5 separate regions of the Mus musculus genome follow, and all the other regions are linked to region 2. The links are chromatin loops, found by intact Hi-C in ENCODE. Cell type or tissue: left cerebral cortex. All regions are shown on one strand. Region 1 holds the start of Pax9 (paired box 9). Region 2 holds the start of Foxa1 (forkhead box A1). Region 3 overlaps Mipol1 (mirror-image polydactyly 1). Region 4 overlaps Slc25a21 (solute carrier family 25 (mitochondrial oxodicarboxylate carrier), member 21). Region 5 has its middle 71 kb from the start of Sfta3-ps.

Region 1 (5,000 bases), 850 kb before region 2:
TTCTTTCTTTCTTTCCTTCTTTCTTTTTCTTATCCATGTCCAGGAGCTGTCCTGGACACTGGCTGCTTCCCAAGGAGCTTCGGTAGGGCATAGTGACCTGGACCTTGCTTGACCCAGTATGCTCCTAGCAGGGGACAAGTTGCAGAGTTCGGTGCCTACATACTCTGCTCTAACTCCCGTGTTCACCTCAACCGCGAGTAGAAAAAGAGACCCTTCCATTCTCGCGCCTCCCCCTACTTTCTCTTCCACGGTCGCAGTCGACCTCCAGGGACACAGACGCTGAGTACTCACCGAGATCAAGTGAGTGCTCACACACAGCCTAGAGTGCTGCCTTCCGATGGCGGCGGCGACTGCCCGGATACTCTGTGAGCCGCCGTGGGAAGAGCTAGATTCCACTTCCTGCGCATCTCTCCTCAGACCTCGCTCGTGCCCAAAGGGACTTGGTGCACTGCAAGTGGCGGGCCCGTGGCATTGGGACCACTGACAGATTTATGAAGACTTTACAAGCATCGAGCCTGGGTCGTTGGAGGCAGGGTTGAGTTCAACAGAGGAGGAGAAGCCCTGGAGATAAAACTCCGCAGCACTGTGCGGGCCTAGCTGCCCCTGCATTTCTGGGCTTGGCTTCCACAGTGGGCTGCCCGGTGCCAAGTGTGTAGAATCCTGGTGTAACCTCCTCCTTCACACCCTCTGGTCCTCTAGCTTCCAGTCTCCTACTGAGTAAATATTTACCCAGAGAAGGGGTCGCCCCAGAGGAGGCCTTGGAGTTTAGAGAAAGGCTTTTGGTTTCCTTCTGGCCCGAGCCAGCTGCAGGCCTTTCTGGTTGTGTTTTGGTTTTGGTCTTAGATTTTTCCTTTCAGTAAAAATTCTCCTGATTCCCCCATGACCTCTTGGATCCAGATCTCAGTAACCAGGGGCCCTGGACCTCAGTGACCCTTGCTCTTTCTTGAAGTCCTGCATCTCTATGTCCACTAGGGCTCACTGGAGGGCTCTCTTCTCCATCTCCTACCCTCTTCTACCCACTCCTTCATTTCTTGTCTCTCACCTCACACATCTCCGCCCTCCTGGTTTTTGCTAAGACTCCTGGGATCTGTGGCTACTTGATCCCTAGGGCACTGTGTGCCCTTGCTTGGGAAGGGGAGTTTCCTCACAGGCCCCTTCTTGGAGATGACATGGCTCTCCTCTATTCCAGCATCTTCGGTTTATAAGGTCTCTAAGCACCGGGTGGTCATGGGCGCTGAAAGTGGCCCAAAGTGCCCAAGGTTGATTTATTCTGGGCCTCCAAGAATATTCTGGTAGGAGAGCCTGAGGGACACTGAGGAGACCCAGTAAAATGCTGTCCGCGCATGCCCAGGGAGATCACCAACAGCCAGGTCCAACAGATAGAAAGAAAAAAAAAAAACCGATAGATGACCAACAGTAGACCTGTGCAAGAGCAAGGGAGGTGTGCGACAGCTAAAGGGGGCGGCAGTAGATGTTATGTACTAAACCCCAAACTAGACACACAGGTCTCTTGATCACTCCGGGTTGATGTAGCTAGATTCTCATTAGGACACCACATCTTGCTAGTCCACACGGGCTGGGGCACTATCTCTGTACACCAGTTCAGAAGGGTGTGAAATACTCAGTGGGTGCACGGAAGTAGAGCAAAGAGCACACTCAGAGAACACTTCTTGCCCGTGAGGATGAAGGTTCCTCATCACGGAGCAGAGCACAGTATCTTCTGTGAGCAAGTCTCAGGCGAAGTTCTGATCTCCACTCAGTCTCTGAGTTGCAAGTAATTTATACTATAGCATGGGGCTGGGGGTGCTTCTGAAATCTTGGCTTTCCTTGTTATAAAGCACCTGACTACGCAATACAAGTATTGAGCGGAGACAAGGATGAAACCACAAAGTCGAGCCTTGAAATGACTTTGAACATCTGAAACCAACAAATAAAGGGGGGGGGGGGCTATGTTCAAGTATTTCTATTTGTGAAGCCTCATTGTGGAAATACCTGACTGCAATAAAAGACATTTGAAGTAATCTTTCAATCCTTAACTTGATTGTAACTTGAATTCAGGGTGCACACCCACCACAGAAGCAGATGCCTGGAGATCAATGGTCAGCTCCAAGACTGATTACTAGACGTCCTGGGCTCTTGTCATTTACTGGTGAACATCGGGATTCCTCTGATTTCTTTGTGTGCAGAACCTTCGGGAGAGTGCGCGCATCACCTACATCCTGGATATGTGTTAAAGAGAGGGCTGTTGTGATGGAGACGAAGTAATATCATCCACTTTCCGGTGTCACACAAATACCCGAATCCATTCACAATGCTTCTCTTCCTTATTTCGTCCACATACGTCACAACCTTGTCTCCATAAAGAAATGCATTTCTCTGTCCCAAACTCTTCTATCCGTTTCGGATTTGGGTGAATGAAAGTGAAAAATCCCCAGGTAGGCAGAACCACACAGCATCTGTGGTAGCTAAGCTGAAGTCGCGGGGAATTACATACAGATGCTCAGAGGCAGTGTCAGCGGGTACCTCCTTGGGGCTGACTTTCATATTTAAAATCAAACCTTTCAAGGTGGCTCTATGGTGTTGAGAACCCTGGCAAATTCTTACACACGGAAACCAGGACCCTGGGTGAGTGATGCAAGGGGGTGGGATGGGATGGACGTGGCCACTGCCACCAGCGCTCCGGGGATCAACCCTCCTTCCCCGTGGACGTCCTGTGCTCCTCTTTAGTCTGGTTTTTTAATTTTTTTTTCCTCACTGCACCTGGCCTCTGCTAGGATCCTGCTTGACTGAGGTTTAGCCCCTCACTGCTGGACTAACCACTTCGGGCGGGGTACGGGAAGGAGTCTCTTGTCCTTACACCTCAAGCGCCTCCTCCACTCGACTTCTCCCCATCCTGAGTGAACTGGAAGGAGATAGAATTTGTGGACAAGATTCTGACAGTCCCCAAAGGTCAGCATGACAGGTAGTTCTCAGTCATCCCTTAAGGGTCGTGCCACTTGTTCTCTGAGAGCTCTAACCTCCAACTTTAATTTGACAAATTCATCTCTTCCCCAAAAGGTGTCCTCGGTCTCTACCCACTTAAAGTTATTCAAACCGAGACCAAAGCTTCTGTTCGCTTATTCAGCATTTTTATCAGCTTGATTTTGCACTCTGTTTGCGGCGCCCCTGGGAAGACGTCAAACACTCTTATTCATTGTATTTAGTCACCCAGGTGCGGAGCCAGCCAGAAACAGACGGCGGAAGGAGTTTCCCGGACTGAGCTGTCACTCACCGGCCTGCACCAATTACAACGCAGATTGCTCGCGGGCCCACCTCTTTTGGGGTGTGTCACAAGTGAGTGATAGACTGAGCCGCCCGGCCCTGCTCAGCCCAGCCCACGTTGCTGCTTAGATTGAAATGCAGAACTCAAGCCTCTTTCAGCCCGGCACAGACTTCCTTTTACTCTTTCCTTTGGCACTCTTGTCGCCTCCTCCCGGGAAGAAGCCAAGGCACCCTCGGCTTGGAGCAGCGACAGGCCGGCTCAGTGAGAACAAGAAAAAAGTTTCTTTCTGGGAGTGCGGAACTGGGGCCGGGTTGGTGTACTGCTCAGAGCAATGGGTGAGTGGCTGATGGGGGACGTTGTCAGATCCGAGGAGGGAGGGAGCGAGCAGGCGAGGGCTAGAGGGAGGGAGCTGAGGCGCGCCACCGCGCTGTATTGACTCAGACTGCGTCCGTCGAGCTGTAAGCACCCTCCAAGGGTCAGTGGCGGAAAGGGTTCTGTGAGAGCCACTGGGTGACAATTGATGCCATTTTGCGATTTAAGGGAAGAGGGCCGTGGCATTGGCGAATCTCGCAGCTCCAGTGTCAATCCAAGTTTTGTTGCACACGTGTTTACACTTGCAAGCAAAACAGAACAAAAACACCCCCCCCCCAGCTTTCTCTGGACTGCGTCTAACCCCGCAGAAGGGAGGGGTAAGGCGGTGGAAGGGAGCAAGGGCCGAGTGTTTTGGTACCAGGCAGGCAAAGAGGGGCGCGCTGGAGCCTCAGAACCGATTTCCCCGCCTGCTTCGGAGAGTTTTAAGTGTCCGGAGTTGCCCTGGGTCTCTCTTCTTGTTTGTTGTTGGGAATCGCAAAGTAGGAGCGAGGTCTGGCCGCAGCTTGTTTTGAGACGTTTGGCTCAGGCCGGAACAGTCTGGTTTCGGGGCAACCCCAGTCCTTATAGAAGGGTGTCATAACCCTGCCCCTGGACGCTCTTGGAGGCCGAGTGGCAGGCGGCTGTCCCAAGCAGTTGGTGCGCGTTGTGGCGCGCTCTGTGCTCCTTTTGCAGAGCCAGCCTTCGGGGAGGTGAACCAGCTGGGAGGAGTGTTCGTGAACGGAAGGCCGCTGCCCAACGCCATTCGGCTTCGCATCGTGGAATTAGCCCAACTGGGCATCCGACCTTGTGACATCAGCCGCCAGCTACGGGTCTCGCACGGCTGCGTCAGCAAGATCCTGGCGCGCTACAACGAGACCGGTTCGATTTTGCCGGGAGCTATTGGGGGGAGCAAGCCCCGGGTCACCACCCCTACTGTGGTGAAACACATCCGGACTTACAAGCAGAGGGACCCAGGCATCTTCGCTTGGGAGATCCGGGACCGCCTGCTGGCGGATGGCGTGTGCGACAAGTACAACGTGCCCTCGGTGAGTTCCATCAGCCGTATTCTGCGCAACAAGATCGGCAACTTGGCCCAGCAGGGTCATTACGACTCATACAAGCAGCACCAGCCCGCGCCGCAGCCCGCGCTGCCCTACAACCACATTTACTCATATCCCAGTCCCATCACGGCGGCAGCAGCTAAGGTGCCTACACCACCTGGGGTGCCGGCCATCCCCGGATCGGTGGCCTTGCCGCGCACCTGGCCCTCCTCTCACTCCGTCACGGACATTCTGGGCATCCGCTCCATCACCGACCAAGGTAAGGAGCTCAGAGGCAGTGTGCAGAGCGGAGTGGGTTCCTGCACGCGTTCGGGAACCCCAGTACC
Region 2 (5,000 bases):
TGGCGGCGCAAGTAGCAGCCGTTCTCGAACATGTTGCCGGAGTCCGGGTGCAGCGTCCAGTAGGAGCCCTTGCCTGGCTTGTCCGGGGATCGTGCCACCTTGACGAAACAATCGTTGAAGGACAGCGAGTGGCGGATGGAGTTCTGCCAGCGCTGCTGGTTCTGGCGGTAATAGGGGAAGAGGTCCATGATCCACTGGTAGATCTCGCTCAGCGTGAGCATCTTGCTGGGCGCCTGCTGGATGGCCATCGTGATGAGCGAGATGTAGGAGTAAGGCGGCTTGGCGTGAGGGTAGCTGCGCTTGAATGTCTTGGCGTCGCCGCCGCCCCCCGCGCGGCTGCGGCCCAGGTTGGACGGCGCGTACGCCATGGGACTCATGCACGGGTTCATGGCGGCGGCGTAGGGACCCAGGCCGTTCATGGAGGTGGCGGGCTGCGCGCCCATGGAGCCCATGCCTCCCGGGCTCAGCGCCGTACCCATGGCCGTGACGCCCGCCGCAGTCATGCTGTTCATGGCGCCTGCAGAGGCCCCTGGCATGCCAGCCACAGCACCGGGACTCAGGCCGGCCCCTAAGCCCGTGTTGGCGTAGGACATGTTGAAGGAAGCCGGGGTCATGTTGCCGCTCGTGGTCATGGTGTTCATGGTCATGTAGGTGTTCATGGAGTTCATAGAGCCCAGGCCGGAGTTCATGTTGCTGACAGGGACAGAGGAGTAGGCCTGGAGCGGAGACAGCGAGGGAAGAGGCCCCGAAGGGCGGGGTTAGTAGTGTGCCCCAGAGTTTGGCTGGCCCAGGGTGAGCCCGGGGCGAGCTAACAGCATTTCTGCAAAGCTCCGGAACTCCCCAGCCAGGGCAAACTGTTAGGCGCCTTTTCCTGACCACGCAAAGATGGCTTACATAGCGGGGGCGTGGGGGAGAATCCTAGCGCTGCAAGCAGGAAAGATTAATGCTCACAGAAAATATGTCCCCGGGAAGATGCATAATCGCCTTACAAGCCTGGATCAGGGGCTGGCTTTTAAGGTCCCTTCATTTCATCCACGGCAGGCTAGATCCAAGGATCCAATCCCAGACCAGCCTAGACAACTTGCCTTTTGGCCCGGTCAATTTTGAAATTCCGAAAATAGAATTTATGTCGGAGCCCCTGCTTCTTCACTTCACCCACACAGGCCTGCTTGAGTGATCAACCGGGTACCAGCTAGACACCCACCCTGTGGAGGGCTGGCAGGCACCGCTGATCGCACATCGGGATGCATCGTGCTGGCTGCTGTTAAACTCTCACCCATATTGGCCTATTTGTCAATATGACCCTCCCTCCGTCCCAATTACTCATCTCCCAGCAACTGGCTTTGTCTTAAGAGTTGGTGCCAAAGATGACTTTCTGTTATTATATTTAGAAATGTTTTCCACCTACTTGTAACAATGATAGTATTTTAAAAAAGAAGCAAACTTATCAGTTAAATAAAGTTCTGGGAAAAAAAATAAAATGAAAAAAAAAAAAAAGCTGCACACCAGAACAACGCGGTGCATACAATTAACTTTAGCGTGACTTTGCATGTATAGCTCTTCACGCTATACAAAACCTCGCGTTAATTCTGTTACCTGTTTGTAGTCCTCTGGCAATTGAAAACTTTGGTAACACAATTCACACACACACACACACACACACACACACACACACACACACACACACACACACCCTGTAACCGATAGTTGCTGCTGCTCACACCAAAGCCTAGGCTTTAGAGCTATAGTTCGGACCAACTTAAAATTCCCAAGTGAAACTCTACTTGCTTTCTCTTAATGCTATTCTGCTTCCTAATTCTCAGCTTTGAGATGTAAGAAAGCTCTTTCTATGGGGGTCTTCTCTGGTGGGCCGAGGTGATTGCATCAAAATTAAACTCCTGAAAGTGGTCTGAGCGCCTACTAAAAGTTATCGGTAAGCGAAATCTCCATCCGTAGCAGTCGAGATAATAACTAGGTGGCTAAAAAACAAGAGTCCTGACGTATAACTGCTTATTTGGTAATCTAACAGAAAATATTGACGTCCTTAAATTTATGTTCATCAGCAAATGTAACTCCATGTGAAACTATAAGAGATGAATAGATTTCAAAAAGAAGACTCAAAAAAGAGATGGTTCCCAAAGAAACACAGAAACGAATAAATAAATCGCCGCGAAGGTCTTTTCGGACTCTGTACTTTTCTGTACAGATCTTAAAGTACTTTGGGATTTATTTCTAGTCCTCTCTCCAAGATCGCACGAGGCTTTCTCGGTAAGCGCTTTCGATAACGGTAATTACACTTTTGAAGGTAATCGGCAGCTGTTTCTAGAAAATACTTTCAATAGGTAGTGGCCCTGCCTGTACCTGATTCTCCTCGCAATGCTTTTGTGCACAATGTAAAATAAACCCAGTGAACATGCCACCAAGGGGACAATGAAGAGAAACAGGTTCTTGGCCCCGAGTTCTGGAAAAAGATTCTGTTCGCACTAGCGCCACCCAGCGGTCCTAGAGACGAACGAATAGACACTTTTCTACAAATGGCTTTTGAAGAATTAAGTTTTATAAAATTTAGAAATCATTCTTTACGAAAAACTCCAACTTCTGCAACAGATCATTTTTATCCAAAGACGTCGGCTAATTACATGGTGTGACCGAGAGGCCTCCCGGTAAGCGAGCACCGACTCTCTCAGTTATTCTTTACTCAAGCCAGAGCCCGCCTGCCCGCCCGCGGCTCCCGGGGCTGGGCTCCAGCCCCGGCTCTCTAGCGGGCAAAGACAAGTGCTTCCCTTCCGGAGCCCGTGTTTTCAAAGCCCAGAGTTTCCCAAAACTCTCCGCTGGTTGCAAGCGCCAGGACCCAGCGGGCAGCGGGCTGATCGAGAGGTCGGGTGGGGGCCACACTGGAAGCCGCGCCTCGGGCGAGCCGCCCCCACCCCGCCCGCCCCAGTCCGGGCAGGAGCCCACCTCGCCTGAGTCTCCCCGGACACCGACTCTGGGGACGCCCCACCGCCTCCCCGCCTCTCACCTCCTGCGTGTCCGCGTAGTAGCTGTTCCAGTCGTTGCTCTCATGCCCTTCCATCTTCACAGTCCCTAACATCCTGGAGCCAGCCCGGCCGACACAACCATCCAACCCTGTGCGGAGCGACGGGCGGGTGCGCTGCTCGGGGCGGGGGAGGGGCGCGGAGCCGCTGCGGTCACCGGAGCGCTCGAGGGCCCAGCGCCACCCGGGCGAGGAGGAAGCCCGGCGCTGCGGGGCGCGGCGTGCGCGGCGGCGGCGGCGCGGCGCGGCGGGAGGGGGCAGCGCCGGGGACAGGAGGCGGCCGCGGAGCGCGGCGCCCGGCAGCGCCTCCGCGGGAAGTGAGCGGGCGGCCTGTGCGAAGCGAGTGCAGTTGAGCTGATGTGGATCTTACGTCGCCGGAGTGCCCACCTCCTCGTCCTCTCCCCATTTGTCCGCCGCACAAAGACGCTCGCACCTACAAAGCCCGAGGTGCACCTGTGAGGCGGCCGCCCGCCAGTCCAGCCGCCGCGCCTCCCGCCCCGCCGCGCCAGCGCCGCGCGCCCCCCGCGCCCCTCCCGCCATCCCCTCCCCCAAACCTGGCCCTCACTTTGTTTACAAAGCAGTATAATTGGTTTAAGCCTCGCGGCTAGGGAAAGAGGAAAATAGGGCGGGTGTGTGTGTGACCCCCTTTGGAAAAGGAAAAAAAGAGAAAGAAAAGAAAAGGAAAAAAAAGAAGAAAAGGAAAAATAGGCGGTGCCTTGGAGGACAGGCCAGGGCTCTGGACCCAAAGAGCTGTGCTGCGGGAGAAGGACCTGGGTGGTGGCATCAGAGCTACAGCGCAAGGATCGTGCTCGCTGAATGACCCCGAGTTCCCTCCTAGAGGTGCTCACCACCCCCTGGACCTTACTACGACTCCGCTCTTGGTCCACTTGGCTCCTTTGCTCCCCTCATCCTGATTCTTGACCCAAAGTTCAACCCTGGAAGACTACCCCTACTTCCCGGCCTTCGGGGCTTGGAGAGGGGAAAAGCCCCACTTTTGCCTCGTCACTAGAAACCCAGTCATCTGAGTCAGCCGAGCAAAGTGACGTTAGGCCGACCTGGGCTCCTGGCGAGCAGAACGGAGGCGCTGCCACGAAACTCGTACCTGCGGCTAAGAGCAGGTGAGTCACAGCACCGTTTTATATTTTTATGACATAACTTTTTTTTTCCGCCTCAGTCCACTCCACTCCCCTTGTCAACTGCAGCGATCAGAAAGAGGAAGAAACTGCGCGCAGATGTTTGTGTGATAAGGCAGGCGGATCCTAGTCAAGCCTGCCTCTCTGCCGGGCTCCTCCTCCTCCTCCTCCCCCCCTTCTACAGCCTCTGGGACCAAGCTAGAGGCGACCGTCTGGTTTCTGATAGAGAAAGGTCAGGGGGAGGGGACATCTTCCTAAACACCGGCATAAACTGGGAGTGTATGGGCCTGGGTGCTGGAACGCATCTGCCACGCTAAATGAGGTGCCAGCCTGAAGCTGGAGTCAGCCCACAGAGGTGCCTGGTCGTCTCTGAGCTGGAAGAGCAGGGCTAGGCTATCAGACTCTCAAAAGGTCCTGGGTAGATGGGGAAAATTCTCCCCCACTCAAAGTCTCTCGCTTTCTTCCAGTTCTTCATAGTTAGTGGCTTGCCCTCGTATCCAGCGGAAAGAGACTAACCAAAGAGATTAGGCTAGACAGAGTGTGTGATAGGTTTGGAGAAGGTGCTTACCCCCCCCCCCATTGACTGCAAGTGTTCGTGAAAATGTATACTACCTCGTGCATTTCGAAGTAAGTGTGACTGTGCGGCCCTTCCTGTGTGTTGCTCCAGTCTGTAGGTATACTAGATTTCCATTAGAAACAATCAAGTTAACTTTAAAGTCACCAAGAGACTAAAATATTCTTGGTTTGCAAAGCTTTTTTTTTAAGGTAATTAATCTCATGTGAAGGAATGTGTTTTCACTTGTCTTCCAAATAGATTACCCCCCCCCCAACAC
Region 3 (5,000 bases), 260 kb before region 2:
CAGAAAACCCCAAAATCCTTGTGAAATTGTAGTTGTTTTGAAGAAAAGTTATTTCATATTTAAAATACTTTTTAAAAGCTCTACAGGGTCTGGAGAGATGGCTCAGCAGTTAGGAGCAATGGATGCTCTTCGGGGGACTGGGTTCAGTTCCCAGGACCCACATGCTGGTTGACAGCCATCTAAGACTTCAGTCTCAGGGGATCTGATGCCTCTTCTGGCCTCAGTAGGGATTGAGGCATGCATGCCCTTATACAGGCAAACAAAACACCTATATGCATAATTAAAAAATCCTGGTTGCTGTAACACTGGAGACTGAGATCCCATTTAAAAAACCCTTCTCTATAAAAATATAGTATTAACTTTTAAAGGTCAAATGTTAGAATTACTTTGATTTTTTTTTTTAGACAAATCTGAAATTTAAGACTAGTCTATGAACAAATTTTCTCTCATGAAGTGTTTTAATGCTGAGTAAACACAGGTAGTCACATTTGAAAGCACAGAGATGTTTGTTTAAATATTTTCAATTTACATTTTTATGTGTAGGTGATTGTGTCACAACTGAGATTTTCATGTATTTAAAGAGAAAAGGGGGTGGACCATTTGCTTAATTTTTTATTTTTCTTTTATTCTTCATAACAAAACTCATTCATTGGAGAATTCAAAGTAACTTGGAGAACTGAGATTAGGAATTTTAGATGGAGACTTTAACTAACAAATGCTAATGTTATACTGTTCATTTTGTTAGTTTTTCAAGAACAATTCTAGTACAACTTATAATTTTGGTTGAAGTTAATTTTACTTTGCTTATTGAAATTACTAATAATTAAGCAATTGACTTTTATTGTCTATAAGTTAACATTTTTTATTATACCGAATTTATCTGATTGTCTACTCTAAAATAATTCAATTATCTTTAATGTAAATCTATATTTTTCTGAAACTACGTTGTTAATAGGAAGTTTTTAAGGACAATAATCAGTATTTTATTATCCTTAACCCTAAGCTTCAAAAGGATAGAAGGGTAAAATATGTTATACATTCATAGACATATATTCCTGTTACAGTATATAGGGATATCTTAATTGTTTGGATCTCTAAAACATCTAATTTTTGCTTAAGAATATGCAAATGTGCCATTAAATCTGCTTTTTAAGATTTTTCCAGTTTAATGTCTGAATCCAAATTCATAAAGAGTTGGAAAAATGAGATGTCTGAGCTATAGGGTTTACAGGGATTTCATATGAAGCCTATTTAATCAGGATAACACAGTTATTAATATTCATAATGTCAGCTGGAACACAAATGACAGACTATGAGGCCTAAAATTTTTACTTGGTGAATTTATTAAAAGTAGCTTAAAAAATTAATGGAATTTAAGTAAAGTTGGTGAATATGAAAATCGTGTTAGCAGAAAAAAAATCTCTATTAAAACTTTCTTAGAGATCATTTTGCATTGATGTCTTTTGACAGATTTCATTGGTACTTAAAGAAGATAGATGCATGAATGGTCATTTAAGAGGATTTAAACACATTGGCACATTAATTTTTACATGAATAATAAGTACTTTCCAGAAGCAATTAACTTACAGTGTACAAGATATGAATTGGGAAATAAGATTCTGACATCAAGGTCAAAGAAAATGTGCTGTACATTTTAAACTTAGTGGCAGGACATTCTAATATTTTGATTTATTTTTATAGTTTACATAAGAAATTATTTTGAATTTGATTTTAATGCATTTGAGAGCAAATTAGAAGTGCATTGGCTTAGAAGTTTTTACCTTCCCAAAGGATGACGGTGTAGTGGTAAACATTATCTGTTTGCATTTATTGAAGACAAACATTTGTGGTAACTGCAGAATTTTATTAGAGAACACATCCAGTCCTGCAGAAAATGCAAAGGGATACAGGTTAGAGCTTGTGCTATAAATAGATGTCTTAACTTAGACATTGACTGTATCATTCTTAAAATATAATAAGGAAGGTTCTTAAATGTGTGACATTAAGGATCATCATCTTAAGTTGGCTCCTCCTTAATTTTAGGGTAAGAAGTAAAAAGTTGGGAACTCTTTAAATAAGACCAGCATTTACTGTACTGTTCCTATTTTTTATGTTTTAAATTATTCCCATGCTTGTTAACTGGATCCATAGTTAAGAGCACTTGCTGCTCTTCCAGGGGACCTGAGCTTGGTTCCCAACACCTGCCTGGGCAGCTAACAACTACCTGCTATTCCAGCCCCAAGGCATCAGCAAACACTCTCTTTTGGTCTCTACAGGCATGTACACACGCATGGTACCAATGCACATACAAGTATGCATAATTCTTAAAATTACTGTTATGACAATTCTGCCAGTCATTTATTTATCTTATTGAACAAAAGCAATTTTAGGCCATGATCTAAAGTCGTAATACACCAAGTCAATTTACATTTTTCACACAACTCTTGCAGCTTGTGAAAGCATAGCTTAGTCCTGACATATACAGCCAGCATGGGCATCCCAGTGGGTGCCAGAAGGCTCGCTTACAGTCCATCAGTGCTATACAGCATGCTGTCTTCTAGTTTGGAAATTGCTTAGGACGTTTGAGGTTCAGACTGGAAGGTTTTTACTGGGGAAAGAATTAATTTTATTGACTATAAATTGCTCTACTACAGTATATTTACTGGGCTTGCAAGATACAAAACAATGTCAAAAATTAACATGCCATTTACTTACTTTTTTAAGTGGAAATCTTTGGCCTTGAGAAATTCACTTATCTGCCCAGGAGAGGGCAGCATTTTACTACATCAGGCTTATTAAAAAACCTGCCCTGCTTAGGCTGTCAATGTTTCTTGTAATTACTCCCAGTATATTTGTTGCTTGCTTATGAATTAACTTGCATTTATGGAACTAAATCATTCCAATCATTTAATTACACCTGAGGAGCTGAACTATAATTGCCTGCTTCCAACTAGGATCTGATATGGCTTGAGCAGTATTAATTTGGTGTTTACTTTTCTGAGTGCTAAAAGCATTAAAATGATTGTGCAATGGGATTACATTTTACTAATTGCTGGCATTCATTAGCTGGGTAAATGATGAGGAAGAGTGACTGTATATTGCAGAGGGATAAAATTATGGTTTTAAATAGTATATTACTAAGCACATTAAGGCCTGTAAGACATGCTTTAAAATACTCCAGAGGTTATTAAAGACTGTATTTTCTACATGTCTTGCTATATGAATCTCTTATTAAAATACTGCAATTATTATTAACCTTTTTGGGCAATATGTAGGGAAATAGCTTCATTGACTAGAACATATTTCTCTGATATTAATAACTTCCTATATTTTCAGCTAATCCAAAAGTAAATGAGGAACTTAGAAAAAGATTGCCAACTCCAGATCAACATATTTAGAGAAAATTGGAAAAGGAGAAGCTTACTACAGCTTTATTTAAGTACTTTTTAAAGAACACAGGGTTCTAGCTATGAGGTAAATCTAATTTCATTCTCCTTTAAAAAGAAAGGATGATAAAAGAAAAATCAGAAGGAAGGAAGCAAAACCTGTATTTTTATCATGTTTATTAAACAAATACAAAAGAAAATCCCAATGATTTCATAAGTATATGATTTTAAAAAATATAGAATTGCAATCTCAAGTTTCTATTATAGGTCATAAGTGATTTATATGAATACTTGTGTAGTACATTCAAATCAATAAATTTGAAGTTTTAGATATAAAGTTTATAGCATAAATAATAAAGTTTTTAAACACATGAGGTTGTAGTTGGAGAAGTAAGTCAAATAAATTATATAACTCAAGAAGGAAGAGTGTGTAAAACATTCTTAATCTGTATTTATGAAAACATATCTGTGAAGAAATAACATTTTTCTGAGAAAAAGACTTAATTTCACCTGTTGAAAGACAGTTAATTTTCCTACCATAGATGTTTTAGAAAGCCATTTATCCTGTAAATATGTTAAATAAAGGTAAGATTTAGGAGTATTTTGATATATTATCTTAAGTTTATTTATCTAGAGATGGCTTTATTTTAGCTTTAGTCTTGGAGCCAAAAGCAGAGACAGTGCCAGAGCAAACAGGAGCAGAAGTGCACACGGAGGGAGGGCTGGGCAGAAGGTGGGATTCTCAGTATTACAATCAAGCACTTGGTGTGGGCCCAGTTCAAGGCATGGAACCAAGTGCGTTTGTCCTACCAATATGTTATTCTAAAATAACAAGTACACACACTCTCATGTACCTGCACACATACATGTACACACACACATATACACACACAAACACACAGACACAAAGGAGACCCACACAAAGAGATTTATTGCAAAAGAGATGCACAGAAAGACACAGAGACATACACAAATACCCCAAAGGAATCATATGTGCTCACAAAGAGAAAGACAAAGAAAAGACTTCAAGAAGAGGAGAGAAAAAAGGATACATAGAAAAAGAAATATGTAGACATAAAAGGATGGAGGTGTCTGGGGCAATGATTGAGACAGAGACGTGTGGAGGCACACTAAGGGAAAGACAGAGGAGGGGACATACTTGAGGAAGACTCAGAAAAACAGAGGAATACACGTGGAGGTGCACAGAAAGAAAGACAAAGTGGCTCAAAGAAAAGGAGAGATACCGGAGTAGGAGAGACACACATCGTGGAGGAGACAGCAATATACAGTGAAATTGAGAAAGGGAAGAAAGTACACAAAACAGAAAGGCACAGGTGTGTATATATACACAGAAAAGCATAGCAACTCGAAGAGGCAAAAGATACCCCGAGTGGAAGATTGGGGGATGGGGAGATAAACGTGTACATAGGGACAGGGAAGGGTACACAACAAGAGAAACACAGGGAACAGACCGAGACAGAAGGAAAAACAGACGCATGCATACAGTAAGGCACACCCAGAGCAACTCTTGAGGGGCACAAGTCAGATCTGCAGAGAGAGCAGTGCTCAGAGATGTGCAGATGGCAAAGATTGACTTACAGACAGACAGACAGA
Region 4 (5,000 bases), 560 kb before region 2:
AATGGCTGTCAGGTAAACGTGATTTGTGTTCCTCTTTCTCTTAGCCATAGCCACCTTGTTGTCCACCTAAATCTCCCTGACATGCCATCTCCAGGTTCCCTTGCTCAGTCTCCCGGAACCCAGTGTCATTCGCTGCAACATGCCCCTCGTTGTCCCATAAAAAAAGGAAAAAAAAGACTTTTTTTAAATACTCAAAAGATAGATAGATAGATAGACAGACAGACAGACAGACAGACGGACGGACGGACGGACGGACGGACGGATGGATGGATGGATGGATGGACAGACAGGTAGATAGATAGATAGATAGATAGATAGATAGATAGATAGATAGAGAATAGGCTCCAACTTTCAGTTTATTAAGTTTATAAAATCAAAATGGAAAGGGTTTGGGGGGAAAGTGCACAAAAACCTTAAACAAAATAAGCTCCGTTAAAACGGTAAAATGAATGATCAGAAGCTATGCACAGCATTGTTTCCTACGAATGTGAACTCAAAGAAGAAGCAGGGACATCTAGTTTATAGCTATTCCAAATGCCTTTTTCGCATCTGTGTCTCTCCCATACCACTTTCTAATGAGACCTTTCTATTCACTGAACGTACATACATACAGTGTAACCAAGGTCAACTTTATAAAATCACCCTATCTATGTGCAAGTGTATTTTGTCACATAGTCTATACATGTAGTTTTAAAATGTGCCCTCCCAAGGGCCTATTGTGGCGGCTTCATAAAAATACTGGTATAAGGTCAAATTTGAAAATTGTTATCAGTCGCAGCTTTGAAATAACACATTAAGTCACAATTTCCCATGTGTCTAAACTACTTGAGAGTAAAAAAAAAAAAAAAAGAACCAAATTGTGTTTGAAACAACTCACTTCTTTTCATGGTTTACTTCTGAATTAAAAAGAACTAAGCCACAGGGTCTTAGTGACATTTTCTTTGAGATTAAAAAAAAAATTACTAACTTGGAGTGTAGGTTAAGATATTTTTCTTAAAACCAAGGTAGAGTTTTAAACCAAAACTTTTAAAACTGTGGGCCAATAGTAAAGATGACAACATTTTGATTTTAAAGGCACGACTAGTGTTACATTGTGGATGCTGAAATCTAACAGAAAGTCAGGATGCTCCCTGCATTTTCAAACCACCATACAGAGTTAACAGCCTGGCTATTTTTCTTTTAAGAAAATAAGTTGCAAAATTACAAGCAAGTTGATTACACAATATCTTACCATGCAACATATCAAAAACAATGAATTGAATCACTCTGTGGTCTGGGTTGAATTCAACGCTGAAATCTCTTTATTGAACACAACAACAAAGAATTTCAAACGTACAGATGAGCATCTTTGAAGTTGGATAGAAGAACCCCGACCATATCATGATTGTCTGATACTGGGGAAGGACAAAGTACAGAGTGCAGTATTCCAACGAGGATTTGGGCTGATCTGAGAAACCCAAGAAAAGTGCTGGGAAGGAAATGCAGATCTAGAATGACTGGCTAGGTCATTCGATCTTGCTTCTGAGAAGGAGTTTAAGGACCTCTGTTTCAGATTAAGCAGCACTTCATCCCGTCCCTTTGCCTTCTTAAGAACGCAGATACTTTTGCAGAGTCAAAGGAACAAATGAATCCAAAGAAGAGAAGAATGCTGTACTGTGGATGTCAGCACGGAGGTTCAGAAAGTAATGCAGAGAATAAACCAAGCTTTTTTTTTTTTTTTTTTTTTTTTAAAAAAACCAAGAATTCTGACACAAAGAAACGAAGTAATGTGGAACCAGGGAGGACACAGCAAAGTCTTTCCTGAAGTGCACACAACCAGGGAGATCAGCCAGCAGATCTCCCATAATGCAGATGAAAGAAATCCTCTATCAATTTAAAAAAAAATCTATTCATTACATTAGTTTAAATATACACTTTAAGATGCCCACATTTTGTGACTTTTTTGTTTTTAAATTACACAAAATAGTGCTGAGAAAATATCTTCTATGTATTTGACAATGGAAACAGAAATACTACACTAACAGAACTAGCTTTTAAAATATCAAGATGACTCCACCAAGAAATTCAAATTAAGATCGTGTACTTTTAATATAAATCTTCAATCGTAGATCCCAGCTTTAGATAAGTGATTTTATCCTATTGCTTAGGGCTTTAGTGGTGATTTCTAAAATGAAGGTCTTTGTGTATACTTAGTTACTGCATAAAATTTTTATATTGTGTTCTCCCTGTGTAGTTTAGAATATATAAAATTAAATAAAATCGAACTTTTATTGAATTTAGAAAAAATTCATGGTTTGTTTCTAGAAACTCAGGGAAATAAGGAAACCTTTTAGAAACGTGTGTGATGCGTGGTTTAAATGCTTATTTTACGGTTTGCTTCCAACCTGCTATAACAAGCGAAAGTTAGCATAAAAATGTGTGACATGTTGAGAATCTCTCCAAATTAAGTTAAAGTATAATTAGATGAAACAAAGCAAAGGTGTATGAAGTTATATTCACAACACCAAGCGATAAACAACTGTATCAACTTCGAAAGTAACCCTACAAAAACAAAACTTGGAAAATTTTGCTCTCAATACGTTGCAACTATTTTAGCATCATTTTCCGTTTATTTATATTACCCATGTTCTTTATTTTCACTTATTTTAAGCGTAGCTCGTCTTTTATGATCAATACTAAACTCACAAAAGTCGAACAAGAAAGGAAATTGCTTTTTTGAGACCTAAATTCATTTTCCAATTCCTAGAATTCAATGGGACAGCACCTGTTTTAATTCTTTTATCTAAAATGTTCAGCAATAAGTTATTGTGATATGAATAATTTTGGCTAAATTTTTAAAATTCCAGGAACAAAGTAAGCAAATAAAAATACTCTCTGCGCAGGTACAAGAGTTTAGTAACCAGGGAGTAAGAAAACTGTCCCTGAAGGGACTGGAACAGGAAGCAGAGCCGTGCTGGCACCTAGTGGAGATAGACGGTACTACAGTTTTCTGCTTTTGCCTCGGAGGCTTGCTGTGGAAAACTTTTTAATTATTTTAATCTAGGCTTTTTATCACACATATTTGAAAGAAAGACAAATGAAAAGTATTTTCAGTGATTGTGTCTAGTTATGCAACAAAATATCGTGACTTTAATCTTCTGCAGGGAAAGAAAGAAATCTTGGAAGGTGGTGAAAGCGCTGGGGAGGAATGCAACCAGCAGCCGGGGAAATGTCACAATAAATGTAAGGATCATGCAATGCCCTTTTCCATCGTATGTTTACCCAAACAGGATCACACTAGTCTCTTTCCAACCAGCCAAAAAAACGTTATGAAATTAAGTAGCATGCTGTATGCTTGAAGTCTTGTTTTTATCTGGTCATAAGTCACCAAACAATATTTAGGACTAGTTGGGACTAAACTTGGAGTTTTAATATTGCCAAACATTACATGTAGGGGGATAGTCACTTTCCATTTGTGACATGTTAAATAGAAAAATGTAAACCCTGGGCCCCATCCCCACTAAACTCTCATCCTAGGGACTGGGGAAAGGATGGTTCTGTGGAAGTTTCTTTCTCAGAAGTGACCAATGGGCTCATAAGCGGACAGAAGGAAAGACACAATAACTGCTACATCTGTCATGGAGAGAAACATCAGCCCATCTCCTCAAATAAACTCACGCTAGGGTCCCCCCTAACTGCCAGCATCTATGGTTCCCTAAAGAAAAGATTTTAATGTATGGATGTTAGTTCGTTTCCCAAGTTTTAATTTGTGCCTATATTTGTGGTAGTTGGGGCGTGGGTGGGTAATAACTGTTCTGTACAGACACAGAAGGGCCAATTCATACTGGGCTTGCATGGTGGTAATTTGGGAGTCAAGTTTCTGTAACTGAATGGTGACTTTGATTTTTAAAATGTAAGTGTTCCCTTATTGGTGCTAGATTTTCTTTAGTTCATCAAGCACTTGCATTCTTATAGACATTTGGCTTAAAGTTTCCTTCATACATGAGAACTGTCCAGGAGCATATTCTTGCTCGTGGGTAAGCCTTGCTTTGTTGTCTTTAATTATAGTCCAACCTAAGGTTCATATGTCTTATCCTATACGCCCAATGAGACAAAGCTTTAATAACAATCCTCTCCACTTTCAAAATGTAAAAACTTATCACTTCCTGTAAACTTGGTTTAGTTAAGGGCTGCCCATTTACACGGAGGCCCTAGGTTCGGCACAGCTTGCTCAGTCCAGACTTGAAAGTACTGCAAAGTCTAATCAGAATGGCTTCTTGGAAAATGGAAGCAGGACATTAGATCACACTTCCCATCAGTGTTTCCCAGTGAATACAAGACTAACACTCAAAAAGCAGGCTAAGAAACCTAGTCTTAATTCCCTGTAGCAAAGATGATGAGTCGCTGAAAATCTAGTATGTGAGACGTTTTGTAGCAAATATAAAACGATCACCACTACATTTATAATCAATAAAATGAAGGAGAAAGGAAGAGGCAAGGTTGATCCTAACTAATGAGATCCTAATGAGAATAAAGGGTCTCCTTTAAGGAATGAGCCAACCACCTCTTAGATTCCAATTTCAAAGAAACAAGGACACTCCTACTCTGGGTGCAGCACAGACCCAGGGCCCCTTCTCCACTTCTGCCACTACTCAGGCAACCTTACTTGCTCAAGAGTGGCCAGAGGTAACAAGAGGTGTCCCAGTGTTTAGGGCGATAACCATTTACACATTGTCCTGCTTCCATTTTTCAAGAAGCCATTCTGATTAGACTTTGCAGTACTTTCAAGTCTGGACTGAGCAAGCTGTGCCAAACCTAGGGGCTCCGTGTAAGTGGGCAGTGTAAATGGTTATCGCCTAAAACCTGCCACATGTGGGTCCTGACCTAGAGGCAGTGAAGAGAAACAGGAGCCAGGAAGGACACTCGTGTGGCAAGTAGCAAGACAAGATGATCGTCACGGCTGACTTAGAGGGATTGTTGTGGGAGTCTAGATGACTCTGCCTTTACCCTGGAATGAGCTG
Region 5 (5,000 bases), 1.1 Mb before region 2:
CAAGAATCAGGTCTCCATGCCATGTGCAATAGTGACATGAAACATAGGAACTGTAGCCATCTGAGAGGTCCTGGTTGGGCAGGGCATAGCTTTGCAAAGCCATTTGAACTGTCAGCGTTGGCTTTATATACTAATATACTAATGTATATTGCAGGATCTAACATTATGAGCACGGAGTTCTTTCTTTATGAAATTATGAGCAAACGGTACCTTGTGAGGTGGAGGACATGGGAGACCCGTTGATTGACCTGTAAAAGTTGGAGCTTATTTAAGTCTGATGATTTCTCTTCCTTAGGAAACTGCCTGAAAACCAAAAGATTTTTCTCCTTGATCTCAGAGTTTGGAGTTTGTCGCCTCTTTCCTCAGAAGAAGGGCTCAGGAGAATTTAGCAGTACTCTATTGTACAGTGGTCTCCATAACAGCAGTAGGAGATCAACGCTTTTTCTCCTTCTTAACTAGGACTGGGTGAGTTCCTGGTGACAAACTAGCCTAAATGTGCATTTACCAGCAAATTGATCATTGTCTTGCAGATGTGACAAACAGCCATGGGGGTACACATAGAGAGTTGAGACCTCTGTGTCTTTGCACAAACATTCTCCACAGACACAAATCAGAAGAACACAAATAGCGAGAGAGGTTAAATTTAGAAAGAAAACAAAACCTCCTGAGATAGCCACAGCATCTTCTTAAGATCACCATGCGCTATTTTGGCTAAGCCCTGGAACTGGAGCATCATGGGTGCTAGGACCGAGCTGTTTTCTTTTCTCCCCCCCCCCCAACCCCCAACACAGAGACAGTGAGAAGGAGGGATGCCCTGTCCCCCTTCTCTTTATCTCAGGTTTTGCTTTATCTAACCTCCAAACTAAACCACCTTCAGAAAGTAATTAAACATCCTAACTTCCTCTTGCTAACCCCCTCCCATTATCCAAACGCTTTTCATTACAGTTACAAATCTACACTTGGAACCAGCCAATGGGGGGTGGGGGTGGGGGTGGGGGACGGGGAGGTGGGGAGAAGGCCTTCAGTGAATGCTCATTGATTAATTGATTTGCAGACTATGTTAAATCATGACTGTTAGCAGAAACAATAGGAACAAGATATAATTTGACTGAGTGACAGTGTTAACAGTGAGAGGTTAAGGAGGGCAAACCAGGGTGCAGGGGGTAGTGGGGATTGATGTGAAGAATGTGGGGGCTTTGGGAAAACAGTATCTTGTGAGGAGTAGGAGATGGGAACTGGGTTGATTGGCCTGCAAAAGATAGGGGTGCCCTCAATGCAAGAATTTTTCTGCACTGAGCTCTAAAGAAAAAAAGAAGAAAGGCGAAGGATACAGAGAATAAAAAGCCATTTGATGTGAGGTGAAGAGGGAGGATTAGGGGGAAGGGGAGGGGGAGGGGAGGGAGGAAAGCTGCTACAAGGGAAAGCAAAGGAAGGAAAGGAGTCCGGCTCATGTGTGACTTAATTCAAGGCTGGAATGCTTAGGGTTCCCAGGGCTTTGCTCTTACCACAATGCTGTAAAGAACATCCTTGGATGGGTGACAGCTTTGAGTACCTTTGAAAATTACTGGGGGGGTTGGGGGGGGATGGACACATGAAATCCCTTACTTTTTTTTTTAAATAATTTTGTGATATTGTTATTTCATATCACCAAATGCCATTGCTTTTACGGTTAAAGGGAAATAACATAGGGAAATTAAATGGAAGAAATTCTTGAAGCTGTGACTATTTCTTGAAGAGTATCCAGCTCTGACATTTATATATAAAACAAGTTGTGGTTAACAAGTTTTGTTTTTGGTTTTTTTTTTCCTCAGTTCTCTTAGGAATGTCGTATCCAGTTTTGGAAATGGTTTCATCTCTTCAAGCGTATCTGATTTCGGAAGTCCATCGTCTTTAAATTCAGTTCTTTGCTTGATGCCTTCAACCTTTTCCTCAATCTAAGTTATTTTTTTAAGCTCTATTTCAATTATGTTTCTAGTCCCATGTCTCCACAGAATGGGAAAGTGTTTTCAGCAGTGAATTGGGCTGATAGAAAGCAGATCCCTTGGGGCCAGAGAGAGGGAGGGGGTTCCCAGGGGCCAGGGACTTATTAGGTGGTGGGGCTGCTCTATGTGGTTACGGCTGTCAATTCATCAAAATTCACCCTTCTTGGCTGAAATGTCCCAGAGATGAACCTGTCTTGGTAAAATGATTTTAAATAGCATTTATAATAAAACAAACTAAAACTTTTGAGTTTTTGTTGTTGATAATTATCTAGAATACTCCAAAATGCTTAAAAACTTTATTTCTTCAAATGAAAAAGAACTCCTGAAACTATGTCATGAGATGTATATTAAGGTCTGAAGAACTGAAAGGACTGTACATACTAAAATGCCAATTTTTTTGGTATCTATTTGAAGCTGACATTAAATGAAGAAAAACATTTAAAATTAATTTCATTCAATAATTCTTTCCATTTTCTGAGGCGGGGGAGCAGAGAAACATCATTCTGGTATTGCTATTTTGATTAAAACAAATATCCATTCATTCATTAAAAGTTTTTCTCCTATAAAGGAATTCAATTTTTTTTTGATTGGTGCTAGACTCACAGACAGACAGAAATAAGCTGCCATTCTTCCATTTGATAGCCAGACGCTGCCAGTTGTAGCCAAGGCAGTCATGCTGTTAAATTAGGTCTAATGAAGGAGTAATTGCTTTAGATATAGTGAACCATTTGAAAGAAAACAAGGATTCTAATTGATTTGCAATTTGTTTGGCACATTGCATTGTCCTCGGCTATTGATTAGTCTTCTGGATTTCACACTGCATGCGTTTCCCTTTATTAAGGGAATAACAGGTTACTGATTACTTTCTTTCTGGGTTTAATGTAGCGGTTAATGTCTACTTTGTTCTTGTGTCATGTCGCAGGCGAGGAAGGAATAATAGGCAAGTGGGTGGCCCTTTGCTAAGCAACTTCCCTGCTGCTCTGAGCTGTGTGCTCCTAGACGTGCTGAAAAGCAGATCGAGAAAAGGGGTTAGAATAGCAAGACTGCAAGTTAAGGCCTGAGTCAGGCTAGACCCAGCTCCAAACTTGGCTTTCCCCTCCCAGTCAAAGCAGAGAGTGGGGAGAAGCTGCTGGCGGTAGATTTGCTCTTAGACCGTTTGAGTATTTGTAGGCAGCATATGAATCTACACGCATTGTTTCGATTAATGGGCGTGCATACTAAATGTGTGCAGATAAGTAATATTTGAGGAGGACGTCTTGTGGCTCGTTTCACCCTTAGGGAAGTGACATTTTGTTGGCACCTGGGAAACACTTGTTGCTAAGGTGTCAATACGATCATCAAAATGGCCCTTGTGTTTATACCAACTGCAGGGGAGGGAGAAAAAGTTCTCAGGGCTGCAGTCATTTCATTGCCCTCAAAGCACAGCGGGAATTATTAGCTTACCCCTGCGTGCCCCTTTGTTTTCCTAGGGCTTTGCTCCTCCAGCAGATACTCATTTAAGGCGAATCCGCGGCTTTCTGAAATGTGTTTTGCAATGGTGCACAGAACAGGCGCTCACTTAGCGGATCTAATCCTTTCACAGCTCAGCTTGTTAATGTAGCAAACTGCTGAAAATGGGAAATGGATTCTTTAATGAGACCAGTCCTTTCGTGGCTTTATTCCCGAGGTCCAACCCCCAGGCTTTCATTCAGCTCCCCCCACTCATCCTCCCAAGCCAAGCCCAGGCACCCCCCACTTCCCACCCAGCAAGCAACCCATTTTCCAGCACTCAATCCCATCTCTAGGCCCCTTGCCTCCCTCTCCTCCTTCCCAAAGCCCTTGGAAGCTCACACATGACAAAGGGGCGTGGGGAGTAAAATTCCCTGTCCATCAGTCACCTCTGTGTTAAGTTGAAACCATCTTTTCCTGAGCCCAGAAACTGCATCCAATACATAGCTTGGCTATGCTACCCACATTTTATATAATTAACATTTTCTTTCAAACAGCTTTTGTGCTGTTGGATTTCATAGCGGTGCTGACTGATGATTCAAAAACAGAACAATGAAAAGTTACCTTGAGTTTTGGTTTAATTCCTTACCCCCGCCCCCACCATGTCTGCAGCCATCTTTACTTCTCCACGTCTCCCCAGAGGTTTCAGACTTCAAGAGAATTCCACTTGTTTTGGAAGTAAAATTTAGGTGGACTTATAAAGGTCAACTTGGAATCATAATAGGAATGCCTGTAGTTTTTATAGTTAATTTAGAAGAGAAATAATGAAGTCAGTTTGTGTCCATTTTGTTTGGAAATTGTTCTGGAAAGTAAATTATATGTTCACAAGATCAACTCTTCTTCCGTCCAAGTATTTGTGTGTGTGTGTGTGTGTGTGTGTGTGTGTGTGTGAATGTGCACACACTATGCACACATGTACTTGCACACCTAGGTAGGTATACAAACATTGGAATCCTCTCCTAATATGAACACTGTACACTTTATTAGTAGTAGTATTAGTATGAGTATTATCATTGGTTCTGGTTCTTGAAACCAGGATAGTGTACAAGTTTAATACACCCGTTCCATCCTTGAGCTATACACTTAGTCTTCAGAATAGTGTCAAATGAGGAAATAAAATAGCTAGGATTCCAAAGAAACCAGTTATACGGAAGTAAAGTTAGCAAAATGTTTTTAAAATTATATTTGCTACTTACTGTTATTATAACTTACTGATTTAAGTAACTCATCTATGGATGAGTGTAGTAATTCCTGTAATTTTTGTCACAATTTGCTTTTTTTTTTTTTTTTTTTTTTTTGAGTCAGATTCTCACTATGTAGGCCAGACTGGCTTTGAATTCACAGAGATCTGCCTGTCTCTGCCTCCCTGAGATTGAATGGGAGCTCACCATTTCACTCAGCAAAGTTCTGTGAATTTTGAAGGAGCAATGAGTGACTGAAGTTTGGTTATTTATTGTAACCTTGATGAAATACCTTTTTGAATCTTTGGTTTCTCTGGGTGACCACAGGTACTAGAAATGATTGTCTTCG

What was found. A loop is a pair of places that touch in the nucleus more often than their neighbours do. Peaks named below come from ENCODE experiments on the same cell type or tissue, not always from the same donor. Only the 100,000 strongest peaks of a DNase experiment are listed, where the experiment ranks them.
Region 1: it touches region 2 in a loop (5-fold over the local background); 21 of 42 quality-filtered maps call a loop at or near these places.
Region 3: it touches region 2 in a loop (4-fold over the local background); 29 of 42 quality-filtered maps call a loop at or near these places.
Region 4: a loop joins it to region 2, with 2.4 times the contacts of the local background. A loop is called at or near these places in 2 of 42 quality-filtered maps.
Region 5: a loop joins it to region 2, with 2.8 times the contacts of the local background. A loop is called at or near these places in 3 of 42 quality-filtered maps.

What each region holds. Positions count from the first base shown.
Region 1 is chr12:56,692,268-56,697,267 of GRCm38, forward strand. It overlaps Pax9 (paired box 9), which reads left to right and starts at 3,204. Exons shown (of 4, transcript NM_011041.3): 1 at 3,204-3,597; 2 at 4,307-4,933. The coding sequence starts at 3,594. Gm15524 (a long non-coding RNA gene) reads right to left here and starts at 2,500. Exons shown (of 3, transcript XR_003950120.1): 1 at 292-2,500. In left cerebral cortex, no CTCF peak of the experiment used is centred here; DNase peaks (open chromatin) are centred at 2,310, 3,378 and 4,717.
Region 2 is chr12:57,542,645-57,547,644 of GRCm38, forward strand. It overlaps Foxa1 (forkhead box A1), which reads right to left and starts at 3,467. Exons shown (of 2, transcript NM_008259.4): 1 at 3,020-3,467; 2 at 1-716. The coding sequence starts at 3,091. It also overlaps a transcript of Ttc6 not described here. In left cerebral cortex, a CTCF peak has its summit at 2,499 (motif pointing left); DNase peaks (open chromatin) are centred at 247, 1,197, 1,966, 2,271 and 4 more places; H3K4me3 peaks cover 317 bases.
Region 3 is chr12:57,278,837-57,283,836 of GRCm38, forward strand. The region is part of intron 1 of Mipol1 (mirror-image polydactyly 1); the gene reads left to right. Among named protein-coding and RNA genes, the nearest start is that of Mipol1, 51 kb to the left of the region's middle. In left cerebral cortex, a CTCF peak has its summit at 2,766 (motif pointing right); a DNase peak (open chromatin) is centred at 2,784.
Region 4 is chr12:56,983,290-56,988,289 of GRCm38, forward strand. All of the region lies in intron 1 of Slc25a21 (solute carrier family 25 (mitochondrial oxodicarboxylate carrier), member 21), which reads right to left. Among named protein-coding and RNA genes, the nearest start is that of Gm30001, 88 kb to the left of the region's middle. In left cerebral cortex, a CTCF peak has its summit at 2,971 (motif pointing left); a DNase peak (open chromatin) is centred at 2,968.
Region 5 is chr12:56,456,169-56,461,168 of GRCm38, forward strand. No RefSeq gene overlaps it. Among named protein-coding and RNA genes, the nearest start is that of Sfta3-ps, 71 kb to the right of the region's middle. In left cerebral cortex, no CTCF peak of the experiment used is centred here; a DNase peak (open chromatin) is centred at 2,729.